Linked DNA regions of Homo sapiens: region 1 is linked to region 2. A link is a contact called in ENCODE Hi-C or POLR2A ChIA-PET data. All regions are on one chromosome and are shown on one strand. Each heading gives the region's core, a stretch centred on a gene start or an enhancer-like site at or near the end of the contact. The rest is flanking DNA. Distances are from core to core; before and after follow the strand shown.

What was found. A loop is a pair of places that touch in the nucleus more often than their neighbours do. ChIA-PET counts read pairs that join two places held with the same protein, here RNA polymerase II (POLR2A). Pooled maps may share reads with other maps.
Region 1: a loop to region 2 is called in a map of B cell, with 14 times the contacts of the local background. The contact joins the promoter of EXOSC6 here to the promoter of DDX19A-DT in region 2. A Hi-C loop is called at or near these places in 8 of 168 maps with a recorded cell type or tissue (B cell, CD4-positive, alpha-beta T cell, CD4-positive, alpha-beta memory T cell and 3 more), 15 of 37 single-sample maps with no recorded cell type and 19 of 50 pooled maps. POLR2A ChIA-PET finds 5 or more read pairs at or near these places in 19 of 52 experiments (A549, CD4-positive, alpha-beta T cell, CD4-positive, alpha-beta memory T cell and 13 more).

Annotation. Positions count from the first base shown.
Region 1 is chr16:70,247,572-70,254,674 of GRCh38, reverse strand. EXOSC6 (exosome component 6) reads left to right here and starts at 2,735. Exons shown (of 1, transcript NM_058219.3): 1 at 2,735-7,103. The coding sequence starts at 2,775. The coding sequence ends at 3,593. It overlaps AARS1 (alanyl-tRNA synthetase 1), which reads left to right. Exons shown (of 21, transcript NM_001605.3): 17 at 1-54; 18 at 637-756; 19 at 875-961; 20 at 1,294-1,407; 21 at 1,769-2,377. The coding sequence ends at 1,954. RefSeq lists enhancers at 1,194-1,694, 2,329-2,518, 2,559-2,608 and silencers at 2,989-3,078, 3,209-3,528.
Region 2 is chr16:70,340,645-70,348,101 of GRCh38, reverse strand. DDX19A-DT (DDX19A divergent transcript) reads left to right here and starts at 1,355. Exons shown (of 5, transcript NR_039997.1): 1 at 1,355-1,903; 2 at 6,003-6,162. It overlaps DDX19A (DEAD-box helicase 19A), which reads right to left and starts at 1,199. Exons shown (of 12, transcript NM_018332.5): 1 at 1,054-1,199. The coding sequence starts at 1,110. RefSeq lists enhancers at 955-1,444, 963-1,580, 1,581-2,199.

The sequences.
Region 1 (7,103 bases), core at 1,486-3,985, 95 kb after region 2:
GCTCAGACTGCTCCAAACAAGGATGTGCAGAGGGAGATCGCTGACCTTGGAGAGGTAGGGGCGGCTTCCCTCCCTCCGTCCTCAGGGCCTGGTGCATGAAACATGCCCCGTCTTCAGGAAATCATCTGTAGTCAGTCAGGCCCTGGTTCTTGGTGGAATGGGCCTTTGGGCTGACTTCTGTTGTCCTGTAGCCTTGTAGCAGGGACCCCATGGATCCTGTCCTTGGACCCTGGACATTCCCTGCTGCTCCCAGTGCTGCTAGCAGGAGAGCTCTTCCCAAGCATGTATGGGCACTGGGGTGGAGGGATTTGGGGAATGGGCTAAGGCTGGCCCCTGCTTCCAAGCCTGCCTGGTATTTATTTGCATTTCAAGCTGCCAGGAAGCTTATCACAGGCTGTTCCCAGCCTGGTAAGGACCGGGCCTGATTTGGGAGCCCAGCTTTCTGCTGCTCCTTTCTCTCTAGCCCTGCTTGTTTCACCTGCCACAGCTGCTCCTAAAGGGACTGGTCTCAAAGCTTTCCTTGCTTTCCTTTCCAGGACACTAGTCAGGGAGGACTTGGGTTCGGGTGGGGTGGGCTGGACCCTGACATCCCAGCAAGTTGTGGCCCAGATTGAGATGGTCGTCTATTGGTTCCAGGCCCTGGCCACTGCAGTCATCCCCCAGTGGCAGAAGGATGAATTGCGGGAGACTCTCAAATCCCTAAAGAAGGTCATGGATGACTTGGACCGAGCCAGCAAAGCCGATGTCCAGAAACGAGTGAGTCCTGGCAGCACCAGTGGCCAGAGTGTTTCCTAGGCAAAGGCTGGCAGAACAGCCAGGGGTTCGGGGCCTGGGCTTTTGGTCTGAGCTGCTGTTCTGGACTTTTTTCTTGCAGGTGTTAGAGAAGACGAAGCAGTTCATCGACAGCAACCCCAACCAGCCTCTTGTCATCCTGGAGATGGAGAGCGGCGCCTCAGCCAAGGCAACCCAGGGGCCAGGGTCCCCTCCCCTAGGGCTCATCAGCTCTCTGGTGGCTGACATGTGGCCTCTGTGGCTCTGAGCGAAGTGGTTGCCTAAGGGCCCACGGTCTGGGATTGAGATTGGGAGGAGCAGCAGCTCCCTGCATGTGGGAGGCATACCTGGGCCAGGGTAGGGGCAGGGCCCGGCGCTGGGGTCCTCCCCACAGGCCCTGGGCACAGCCCCTGCTCTGGGAAGGGGTAGGGGTGGGTGGCAGGCCTTCTGAGGGCTGCAAATGCTCACACTAGTGAGGGTCCCTGCTCCAGCACCGTGGCCTGAGCCAGGTCCTCCCCACAGGCCCTGAATGAAGCCTTGAAGCTCTTCAAGATGCACTCCCCTCAGACTTCTGCCATGCTCTTCACGGTGGACAATGAGGCTGGCAAGATCACGTGCCTGTGTCAAGTTCCCCAGGTCAGCACCACCTCGCACCAGTGGGAAGTGTTAGGTCTTAAGGTTGTTGGCTGAGGCCTGTGTGTGTACAGCCTGCATTCGAAACAGCCTTTCTGCCCACCGGTTGGTTACCTTTGCCAGTACCCCTTACCCAGGCCTTCTTATTGGTGAAGACATCTGGTTGATACCTGGCTTTGCCACTCTGTCCTGTCCTGGCAGTGGCCATGGCCGCCCCCTGTACCAGCCGTAAAGTCTGTCTCGGCCTCCAGCAGTATCACCCAGGGCAAGGAGTGGGTGATGGCTCCTCCATCCTTTCTTTCCCTGCATTCCTCCCTCAATCCCATCTTCTGTGCTGACTCCCCCTTCCCTTCCTGTCTTCTAGAATGCAGCCAATCGGGGCTTAAAAGCCAGCGAGTGGGTGCAGCAGGTGTCAGGCTTGATGGACGGTAAAGGTGGTGGCAAGGATGTGTCTGCACAGGCCACAGGCAAGAACGTTGGCTGCCTGCAGGAGGCGCTGCAGCTGGCCACTTCCTTCGCCCAGCTGCGCCTCGGGGATGTAAAGAACTGAGTGGGGAAGGAGGAGGCTCCCACTGGATCCATCCGTCCAGCCAAGAGCTCTTCATCTGCTACAAGAACATTTGAATCTTGGGACCTTTAAAGAGCCCCTCCTAACCCAGCAGTAACTGGAACACACTTGGGAGCAGTCCTATGTCTCAGTGCCCCTTAAATTTCTGCCCTGAGCCCTCCACGTCAGTGCCATCGGTCTAGAACCACTAACCCCGCATTGCTGTTGATCGTCACGCTCGCATCTATAGATAACGGCTCTCCAGACCTGAGCTTTCCGCGTCAGCAAGTAGGAATCGTTTTTGCTGCAGAGAATAAAAGGACCACGTGCAATACTTAATGCCGCATGATCTCTATCCCTCTTCCCAATAGGGGCTGGCTCTTTTGACAGCCTTTGGCGTCTGTAGAATAAATGCTGTGGCTCCTGCTGGCTGCTGTGGTGTTCACCTAGTCCAGCCCCAGAACCCAAAATTTTGGGAACAGCCCCTAGGGCTGCCTCAAACGTCTGTGGAGGTGGAGGCCAAATAGGTGGGGTGACTTGGAGCAAGGCGTTCATAATTCAGTAGATGAGGGGTGGAGGTAGTTGGAAGCAGAGAAGCCTTTCTTGGAGCTGCTCTCCCCCCTCCCTTCCAGCAAGATGGATGGATCCGGCTACCCTGCACAACTGGGACCGGGCCGTTCTCCCTCCGGGCCTCCAGGGGCGCTGTAGTGCCTCCCGCCGCTCTCTCGACAGCCCATGCGCAGCCGCGCGTCTTTAAACAACGGAAGAACCAGTGGATGCGGCAGGGCGTTGGGCGGAAGGGGTTCGCACGCCAAGAACCGCCATGCCTGGGGATCACCGCCGCATCCGCGGCCCTGAAGAATCGCAGCCGCCGCAGCTGTACGCGGCCGACGAGGAGGAGGCGCCCGGCACCCGCGACCCAACGCGGCTACGGCCCGTGTACGCGCGCGCCGGGCTGCTGAGCCAGGCCAAGGGCTCGGCCTACCTGGAGGCGGGAGGCACCAAGGTGCTGTGTGCCGTGTCGGGCCCGCGACAGGCCGAGGGCGGCGAGCGCGGCGGCGGCCCGGCCGGAGCAGGCGGCGAGGCCCCGGCCGCGCTGCGCGGTCGCCTGCTCTGCGACTTCCGCCGCGCACCCTTCGCGGGCCGCCGGCGCCGCGCTCCCCCGGGCGGCTGCGAGGAGCGTGAGCTGGCGCTGGCGCTGCAGGAGGCGCTGGAGCCGGCTGTGCGCCTGGGCCGCTACCCGCGCGCGCAGCTCGAGGTGTCGGCGCTGCTGCTGGAGGACGGTGGCTCGGCCCTGGCCGCCGCGCTCACCGCCGCCGCGCTCGCCCTGGCCGACGCGGGCGTGGAGATGTACGACCTGGTGGTGGGCTGCGGCCTCAGCCTCGCGCCGGGGCCCGCGCCCACCTGGCTCCTGGACCCCACGCGGCTCGAGGAAGAGCGCGCCGCCGCCGGCCTCACCGTGGCGCTCATGCCTGTGCTGAATCAGGTGGCCGGGCTGCTGGGCAGCGGCGAGGGCGGCCTGACAGAGAGCTGGGCGGAGGCCGTACGCCTGGGCCTCGAGGGCTGCCAGCGCCTCTACCCCGTGCTGCAGCAGAGCCTGGTGCGGGCCGCCCGCCGCAGGGGCGCCGCCGCCCAGCCCTGAACCAGAAGCCTGAGCAACTACGGACGCAAGCCGAGGACCGTGCTGCCGCCGTCCACGAAAAGACCCGCGCCATCGGCCTCCAGTTTGCGTCGAGAATTCCTGGAAGGGCCCTGATATGACTGTGGTTGGACTGACCTGACTGCCAGATGGTGGGACTTGGTCTGGAGCAGGGACTACTTGGAATGATAAAGGCAAAACTCAACAGCCCCTGGAGCTGCGCTTGTGGTGGAGCTGGACCCTGAAATTACCTGGACCTTTTTTTTAGAGACAGGGTTTCTTTCTGCAGTCTCAAACTCCTAGCCTTGATTGATCCTCCTGCCTTGGCCTCCCAAAGTGCTGGGACTACAGGTGCATGCAACCACACCTGGCTAATTTTCTTTTCTTCTTTCTTTCTTTTTTTTTTTTTTTTTTTTTTGATGGAGTCTTGTTCTGTTGCCCAGGCTGGAGTGCAATGGTGCAATCTTGGCTCACTGCAACCTCTGCCTCCTGGGTTCAATCCATTCTCCTGCCTCAGCCTCCCAAGTAGCTGGGATTACAGGCACATGCCTCCATACCGGGCTAATTTTTGTATTTTTAGTAGAGATGGGGTTTCGCCATGTGGGCCAGGCTGTTCTCGAATGCCTGACCTCAGGTGATCCACCCGCCTTGGCCTCCCAAAGTGCTGGAATTACAGGTGTGAGCCACTGTGCCCAGCTGAGTAAATTTCTTGATTGCACAGAATGTACGGTGATATTGGCGGACTTAAGGACATCGAATTGTTTATCAGGAATAAAGTATTATGTGTGTTTTCTGCGGCCCTGGATAATGCTGTAGCATTCAGGGTCGATTGAGTAAAAAAAATGTAGAGATGGTTTCCTGTTTGTTTTTGCTTCTAGTTTTCATTCATTTGCTATTTATTCTCTTCTGGCTTTGCTTGTGTATGCATATATATAAAACCATTATTATTATTATTATTATTTTTAGTTTCTAGTGGAAGGCTTTTATTTGGTTCTGTGAATAGTCATTTTGTTTCCTAAGAACTTCCAGCAAGTTGTATTCATTCCATTCATCTAGAATTCCTAGGCTGCCTTTGTCGGGCCTGCAGGTATTAATGGAGAATAGCAGCTTTTTATTTTTTTATATTTATTTTTTGAGACAGAGTCTCACTCTGTTGCCCAGGCTGGAGTGCAATGGCGCGATCTCAGCTCACTGCAACCTCCGCCTCAGAGGTTCAAGTGATTCTCCTGCCTCAGCCTCTGGAATAGCTGGGACTACAGGCACCTGCCACCACACCCAGCTAACTTTTTGTATTTTTAGAGAAGATGGGGTTTCATCATGTTGGCCAAGCTGGTCTCAAACTCCTGATCTCAGTGATCCATCTGCCTCAGCCTCCCAAAGTTATAAGATTTTTTTCCTCTGGTTTTTAGTAAATGTTTTTTTTGAGATTGCTTAGCACCAGAATGATTTGCAAATTTGAAAATAGGAACTCCACTAGGAATGCCGGATAGAAGAGTGCTTCACATTTGTAGAGGGAGACAAGAACTAAATATCACGACGTCTTTCTGAGCCTTTTGGTTTGCTAACGTGCCCCAAATTCTTATTCCAAACGGTATAAGATAATTATGTGTAAATGAATACCAGCTCTACTTAGTTTTATTTCATATTTGTGTATCTGAATATATTAAAATATCTTTTTTTTTTTTTTGATGCGGAGTCTTGCTCTGTTGTCCAGCCTGGAGTGCAGTGGCATGATCTCGGCTCACTGCAACCTCTGCCTCCCAGGTTCAAGCGATTCTCCTGCCTCAGCCTCCTAAGTAGCTGGTATTACAGGAGTGTGCCATTAGCCTGGCTAATTTTTGTATTTTTAGTAGAGATGGATTTTCATTGTGTTGGCCATGCTGGTCTTGAACTCCTGACCTCAAGTGATCCTCCTGCCTTGGCCTCCCAAAGTACTGTGATTACTATCATGAGCCACCACACCTGGCCTAAAAGATCATTGATTTAGTTTTGAGTAAGATTTTAAGTGATTAAATTATGGTATTGTTGTGTCTGGAATATCTGATATTAGGGTTTTTTTTTTTTTTTTTTACAGTTTTTGATATGCTTTATTTTGGGTATGTAGTTTACAAAATATAAAGGAAATATAAGGAGTGTTCTCTTTTTTTTTTAAATAAAAAGTGTATTTTTAACTGGGCATGGTGGCTCACTCCTGTAACCCCAGCACTGTGGGAGGCTGAGGCTGGTGAATCGCCTGAGTCCAGGAGTTTGAGACCAGCCTGGGCAACAAGGTGAAACCCTGTTTCTATCAAAAAAAAAAAAAAAAAAAAAAAAGGAAAAAAAATAAGTCAGGCATGGTGGTATGCACCTGTAGTCCCAGCTACTTGAAGGCTGAGGCAGGAGGATCGCTTGTGCCTGGGAGGTTGAAGCTACAGTGAGCTATGGTCAAGCTACTGCACTCCATTATAGGCAACCCTATCTCAAAAAAGCAAAGCAAAACAAAACATTTTTCCCCTTGATTATAGAGGTTTGAGAAAAATTTGAGGGAAGATTCAGAAAATTACCTGTAACTGAACAGAATGCCACCAGCTTGGGCTTATTCTGCATGCATAATTATGAACATTTTCCCAGCTCTTGTGAAAATTCTCACATTCATAGAAAGATAGATGCACCAGTAAAATAAATACCTGTAAATACGATAATAATTTCATAATAATATGCTTCACCTAGATTTACCAGTTACTAATATTTTGCCAGTTTTATTTTCTCACACACTTTTGTTGAGCATCTGAAAACCATACACATGATGACAGTTCAACCCATAATGTTTTAGTTTGCATCTCCCAAGAATAAGGTTTTTCTTCTGTATAACAAGAATATTGTAATCATACCTAAGAAAATGAATTTTATTACATATGTGTTCTATATTCAAATTTCTGTAATTACCCCTAAGATGTCTTTTAAATGATTTTTAGCATTGATAGTCTGTGCCTGTGTAGATTATAACATTGGCTATTGCAAAATAATGGTTTTCTTTTTCTCTTTTTTTTTGAGACGAAATCTTGCTCTATTGTCCAAGCTGGAGGGCAGTGGCACAATCTCGGCTCACTGCAACCTCCGCCTCCCAGGTTCAAGCAGTTCTCATGCTTCACCCTCCTGAGTAGCTGGGATTACAGGCAGGTGCCACTGTGCTCTGCTAATTTTTATATTTTTAGTAGAGACGGAGTTTCATCGAGCTGGCCAGACTGGTCTTGAACTCCTGACCTCAAGTGATCCACCTGCCTCGTCCTCCCAAAGTGCTGGGGTTACAGGTGTGAGCCACTGCACCCAGCCTAAAATGATGGTTTTCTGATTCTAGCATTTCTTTTATAAGATTGCTATGTAAAGCACAGCTTTTCTTTTTTTAGGGAAAAATGTCTTTTAACAGCTGCAAAATAAATATTCTTTCAATGGAATGACAATTATTATTTTTGCCATATATTTATTTTAAAAATTTATGTATAATGGTAACCTGAGCCTGCATGTTATTCATGT
Region 2 (7,457 bases), core at 106-2,605:
ACTGATATTTCTATTAGCCATCACTTCTAACATATTCTGTTCTCTGTAGTTCAATAAATCCTTGCCAGCCTTGTCTAATTCTGTCAATAGCCCTCTCAAAAATCCCCATACCGGCTGGGCGCGGTGACTCACGGCTGTAATCCCAGCACTTTGGGAGGCCGAGGTGGGCGGATCACTTGAGGTCGGGAGTTCGAGACCAGCCTGACCAACATGGAGAAACCCCGTCTCTACAAAAAATACAAAATTAGCCGGGCGTGGTGGCGCATGCCTGTAATCCCAGCTACTCGGGAGACTGAGGCAGGAGAATCGCTTGAACCCGGGAGGCGGAGGTTGCGGTGAGCCGAGATGGCGCCATTGCACTCCAGCCTGGGCAACAAGAGCAAAACTCTGCCTCAAAAGAGAAACAACTACAACAAAAAAAAAGACAGTCCATTATCACTAAACAAACCTAAAGTTTAGGTCTTAGATATAAGAACAGAAAGCCACAGTGTATGCTGTAATTACATTCCAGTTGAATGAATATTCATTACTGAAAGAACAAGTACATGAAACCGTTACTTTACACATCAATGAAACAATTTGTAGTGCCTCCTTCCAACATCTGCAGTAGATTGAGGTATTAAATCCAAAAGTCAATCTGTTATTCTGCAAAGAGCTACAAACTACCAACCACGTTAAGCATGGATCTAAGAAATGTTAAATACAGAGTAGTACAGAAACATGCGAAGAACAGTCGCGTAATGAAAAAGAGAATCAGAATCTAAACTTGGCTTTCCTTATAATCGTCACCGAGGAGGTCAATAGAGGAATGACAGCATGCATAGTGGGGCGGATTTACCAAAGGATGAAGTCCTTAACCAGCCCAGATGGAGATAAAAAGCTCGACATTGGTCTCTTTAGCTCTAAGAGCAAATCAAGGGCAAGTGACTGCCCTAGCAAACTGCAGGAGCGCGTTGCCCAGGGGCCTCCCCAACCCGGGGAGCTCCCTGTGCTTTTGGGAGGTTTCGCTTGGGCCCCTGCTACGTCCTCCTCGCCAGGAGCTGAGCTACTGACCGACTTGACAGCCGCTTCCTGCTCGTCCACCGCCAGGGCCCACGAGTCGGTGGCCATAGTCCCGGACAAGGGAGACCCACTTGTGAAAATATGCGCTGCACCACGTCGCAACGCGGGCCCTAACCTCGCCACCGGCGCGAGAATGCACCTCACGCGGACCGGAAGCGGCGGTGAGCACAGGTGACGTCAGTTCCCACCCAGCGTGCGACATCATCATTCTGCGCGGCGCCAGGTCTCTCCTCGGGCCTCGCCTTTCCCTTCGTGCGCAAACCTCGCGCTTTTTGCTCACCCTTCCAGGACGCGGCCTCCTCGCTTCTTAAAATGTCTGAGCTCTACGAAGTGGAACTGTTAGCCCTCCGTTTATTGCCTTACTTCACACTGAAATAAGCCAACGTTTATTTTATTTTATTTATTTTATTATTTATTTTATTATTTTTTTTCGAGACGGAGTCTCGCTCTGTCCCAGGCTGGAGTGCCGTGGCGGGATCTCGACTCACTGCAACCTCCGCCTCCGTGTTCAAGCTATTCTACCTCAGCCTCCCGAGTAGCTGGGATTACAGGTGCCCGCCACCACGCCCGGCTAATTTTTGTATTTTTAGTAGAGATGGGGTTTCACCATGTTGGCCAGGCTGATCTCGAACTGCTGACCTTGTGATCCTCCCGCCTCAGCCTCCCAAAGTGTTGGGATTACAGGCGTGAGCCACCGCGCCCGGCCCCCAACGTTTCTTTTTAAGCCTGTCATATCTCACATTAAATGTGTAAGTCTCTGAACTGTAGGGCTTTGAACAAAGGAAAGTTCCATGAGAATACTATATGATGCCAATTTCTACTGTTAGGAACGCGATAACAGGTAAGAAAACAAAAACCAAAACGCAACAGAAGACCCGTAAACCCCATAATTCCACCATCCAATAAACACAACACACAATGCGTTTTTTCGTTTCTTTTTTGAGTCAGGGTCTCATTGTGTCGCCCAGGCTGGAATGCAGTGGTGTGATCTCGGCTCACTGCACCCTTGACCTCCCACCTCAGCCTCCCAGGTAGCTGGGCCCACAGGCCCGCACCACCACTCCTGGCTAGTTTTTAAACTTTTTGCAGAGACGGAAGTCTTCATTATATTGCTCAGGCTGCTTTTGATCTCCTGCTAACTCCAGAGATCCTCCTGCCTTGGCCTCTCAAAGTGTTGGGATTACAGGCATGAGCCACCACACCTGGCCATTATGTTGAAGGACCACCAAATACATAATGTATAATCTATTTATATGAGATTCAAGAATAGGACAAATAAAATCTATGCTGATAAAAACTAACAGAGCTTACCTGTGGAGAAGGATGTTTGGTCCAGACACAAGAGAACTTCCTGGGTGATAGAATTATTCTGTATCTTGATTGGGACCTGGTTACATAGATGTGTAAATTTGTTAAGTCATGCTACTTTGTATTTCTAAACTCATGGAACCATTATTTACAGATATCACCCAGGCTGGAGTGCAGTGGCCGGGTCTTGGCTCACTGCAACCTCTGCTTCCTGGATTCAAGCGGTTCTCCTGCCTCAGCCTCCCAAGTAGCTGGGATTACAGGCACACGCCACCACGCCCAGATAATGTTTGTATTTTTAGTAGAGATGGAGTTTCACCACGTTGGCTAGGCTGGCCTTGAACTCCTGAGCTCAAGGATCTGCCTGCCTGGGCCGCCCAAAGTGCTGGGATTACAGGTGTGAGCCACAGTGCTGACCTGCTTTTTCTTTTTTATAAGCAGTTCCCAAGGAAGAATAACTGTTTTTGTTTGTTTTTTGTGACAGGGTCTTGCTCTGTCACCTAGGCTGGAATGCAGTGGCACGTTCACAGCTCACTGCAGCCTTGATCTCCCAGACTCAAGTGATCCTCGCACCTCAGCTCCCCAGCAGCTGGGAATATAGCACTTCGCCACCACCCCTGGCTAATTTTTGTGTGAGAACTTGTGCATTTAAAATATCATGGTATATAAATTATACCTTTCAATAATGTTGATTAAAAATCAAAAAAAGGGCCGGGGGCGGTGGCTCACGCCTATAACCCTAGCACTTTGGGAGGCCAAGGCTGGTGGATCACCTGAGGTCAGGAGTTCGAGACCAGCCTGGCCAACATGGCGAAACCTCACCTCTACTAAAAATACAAAAATTAGGGCCGGGCGCAGTGGCTCATGCCTATAATCCCAGCACTTTGGGAGGCCAAGGCAGGTGGATCACCTGAGGTCAGGAGATCGAGACCAGCCTGGCTAACACAGTGAAACCCTGTCTCTACTAAAAATACAAAAACAAAATTAGCTGGGCGTGGTGGCGGGTGCCTATCGTCCCAGCTACTCGGGAGGCTGAGGCAGGAGAATGGTGTGAACCCAGGAGGCAGAGCTTGCAGTGAGCTGAGATCGCGCCACTGCACTCCAGCCTGGGCAACAGAGGGAGACCCGGTCTCAAAAAAAAAAAAAAAAAAAATTAGCCAGGTGTGGTGGGGTGCGCCTGTAATCCCAGCTACTCGGGAGAGGCTGAGGCAGGAGAATCGCTTGAACTCGGTAGGCGGAGGTTGCGGGAGCCAAGATTGCCCCACTGCACTCCAGCCTGGGTGACAGAGCAAGACTCTGTCTCAAAAAATAATAATAAAAAGGAATGAAATACATGCAATAACATGGATGAGAGATTTGACATCTCATCGCGTCTCGCTCTCTTGGCCAAGATCAAGTGGAGAGATTTGACATCTCATAGACATTATATTGCATGAAAGAACCCAGGTGCAAAAAGAGTACATATTGCATGATTCCATTCATATAAGCCCAAAACAGGTATATCTAATCTATAGAGATAGAAATCAGAACAGTGGTTGCCTGGGGATGAGATAGAGTGAGTAGGATTGACTGGGAAGGGGTACAAGGGAACTTCAGGGATGATGAAAATGCTCTGTATCTTTTTTTTTTTTTTTTTTTTTGAGACGGAGTCTTGCTCTATTTCCAAGGCTGGAGTGCAGTGGCGCAATCTCAGCTCATTGCAGCCTCCACCTCCCAAGTTCAAGCGATTCTCCTGTCTCAGCCTCCTGAGTAGCTGGGACTATAGGCGCCCGCTACCAGGCCTGGCTAATTTTTTGCATTTTTAGTAGACACAGGGTTTCACCACATTGGCCACATTGGTCTCAAACTCCTGACCTCAAGTGATCCGCCTGCCTCGGCCTCCCAAAGTGCTGGGATTACAGGCATGAGCCACCACACCAGCCAAAAATGCTCTATATCTTGATTGAAGCAGTGATTATACGTGTATACAATTATCAAAACTCATGAAATTTTATACCTACTATCTTTGCGTTGTACTCTATGTAAACTATAGGTAATAGACAAAGCCATGTAATGAAAAAAATCCAACTTAAAAAATACAAGTAGTAATAAATTTATTTGTACCATTAAAAAGGAGGGTGTGAGGATTTTGTTGTTGTTGTTGGGGGAGACAGGGTCTTGCTCTGTCACTCAAGCTGGAGTGCAGTGGCACAAACAGCTCACTGCAGCCTCAAATTCCCAGGCTCAAGCCATTCTCCCACCTTGGCCTCCCAAAGTGCTGGGATTACAGGTGTGAGCCACTGAGCCAGGCCCACTTCTGTTTTTTTTTTGTTGTTGTTGTTACAGAGACAGGGCCTTGCCCTGTCACCCAGGCTGGAGTACAATGATGTGATCATAGCTTACTGTAACTTCAAACTCCTGGCCTCAAGTGATCCTCCTGCCTTGGCCTCCCAAAAGCACTGGGATTATAGGTGTGAGCCACCACACCTGGTTCTTAACACACGTTAACAGGGCAGCTTTCTCTGCAGTACCCCCCTGCTGCCAGCTAGGAATTCAGTGGTGATTAAGTTAGATATACTCACTACCCTTACTGGACTTCAAATAGAAGTGAGGACATATGTTTAACCAAGAGTCCCAAAAGCAGCATGAGGCAAATACACCCTTGTGGTTAAGAGTGTGGGCCCTGGAGCCAGACTGGGCCAAATTACTAGACCTCTCTGTGCCTGCTTCTTTATCTGTAAAATAGGAATCAACACCTTTGTTGTAAGGAGTGAATGAGAGAATCTATGTAGACCTTCAGAGGTTGCCTAAGATAATGCTGATTCAGGAAGTACAGGGCACTATGGGAGATTGTGATGAAGGAACATGCCTGGCATGGTAGCTCACACCTGTAATCCTAGCACCTTGAGAGGCCAAGGTGGGGGCGGATCACCTGAGGTCAGGAGTTCGAGACCAGCCTGGCCAACATGGTGAAACCCCCGTCTCTACTAAAAATACATAAATTAGCCGGGTATGGTGGCAGGCGCCTGTAATCCCAGCTACTCGGGAGGCTGAGGCAGGAGAATCGTTTGAACCCAGGAGGCGGAGGTTGCAGTGAGTCGAGATCATGCTGCTACACTCTAGCCTGGGCGACAGCGAGACTCAGACTCAAAAAAAAAAAAAAAAAAAAACCCTTCCCGAAGAAGTGATTGTTACCTTGGGAACAGGAAGGATTAGGAAAAATGAGATGGAAGGGAAGGACTGAGTGAAGAGGAAAGAGTTCCGTTGAGAGCCCGGGACTCGCAGCCCAGTGATGGAAGAGCAGAGGCGGAACGAGGACTTTACTCACAAAGGGCGGGGGATGCTTCTGCTCACAAGTTGTTTGGGGGCAACTTGGTGGAGCAACAAGACTCCCCCTCCAGGCTCCTCTTCCCACACAGGGTGTCCAGGTCTCCAGAGCTCTTTGCGGGAGAAGGACTTAAGGGGACAAGACTGGCCACAGATGATTTGCCTCTGGGTGGAGGAGGGGAGTGTCCTCTGCAGCATCAGAGGACTCTATTTTTAGCCGCCTCTCTCTTCCCTCATGCCCATGTTAGCAGGACTCCTAGAGGTGAACACTTTTCACCTCACCCTTAAGTCCTGGCAGTTTCTTTGAATTTTTGTTTCTGCTTTAGAGTGCAGTGGGGGAGAAAATACCGTCCTCAAGATCTGAGAAACTGGAGAGGAAAAGTCACAGGACAACCAACTTCTCTATGACATAGCCCAGCATCTGAGGAAAGTCCTGCAATAGTGGAGGTGGAGCAGAGGGTATGAGCTGGGAAGCAAATGGAGCAGGTGAGTTAAGTAGGTGCCTGATCTGGAGGGCCTCACATGCCACTTAGGAAAAATGTAAATGAGTTGGGAGTCTTCAGCAGGAGTGGGGTAATCACACTCAAAGGTGGCAGAGATCTTACTGGCTGCTGTGAGACAAAGGAACTGCAGGAAAACCTCTGGGGGCATACGCACCTGCTAGGAAGCTAGTGTAGTAGACCAGATGACCACGGCAGTGCAGACCAGGGTGAATTCAGGAAGTATTAGATTGAGGCTACACAGGGTGGCTGACACGTGTAATCCCGGCACTTTGGGAGGCCAAGGCAGAAAGATCACTTGAGGCCAGGAGTTTGAGACCACCCTGGGCAACATAGTGAGACCCCTGTCTATAAAAAACTATAAAATTAAAAAACAAACTCCAAAGTATTAAATTTTTTTTTCAGACAGAGTCTTGCTCTGTCGCCCAGGCTGGAGTGCAGTGGTGCGATCTTGGCTCACTGCAACCTCCACCTCCCGGGTTCAAGCAATTCTTGTGCCTCAGCCCCCCGAGTAGCTGGGATTACAGGCATGCGCCATCATGCCCAGCTAATTTTTGTATTTTTCATAGAGATGGGGTTTCACTATGTTGGCCAGGCTGGTCTTGAGCCAGACTTCAGGTGATCCACCCGCCTTGGCCTTCCAAAGTGCTGGGATTATAGGCATGAGCCACTGCGCCCAGCCAAAATTATTAGATTGAGCCATATAAAAGTGCTGCTGCTTAGGCCAAAAATTGCCAAACTGTGGCAATTTCATTTGGTTTTACCAAATAGATGGTAGAATTATAGGCATGAAGGATGAAGGCTGGCCACAGATACTTCATAGCTTCCCCCACCAGGAGATGAGGTTTATTTCCCCACCAGTGGGATCTGGGCTGGCCCTGTAGTTAGCCTTCACCCAAAAATGTGAGAAAAGTGGCACTGGGAGAGTTCTGACCCCAGGCCTCAACAGACCTTGCAGCTTCTGCTCTTTCCTCTTAGAAAGAGCCCAGAGACCAGATCACAAGGTCAGGAGTTCAAGACCACCCTGACCAACATGATGAAACCCCGTCTCTACTAAAAATACAAAAAATAAAATAAAATAGCTGGGCATGGTGGTGGGCACCTGTAATCCCAGCTACTAGGGAGGCTGAGGCAGGAGAAACACTTGAACTGGGGAGGCGGAGGTTGCAGTGAGCCGAGATCGCGCCACTGCACTCCAGCCTGGGCGACAGAGCGAGACTCCGTCTGGAAAAAAAAAGAGAGAAGGAGCCCAGAGACCATCCACCATCCTGTGAAGACGAA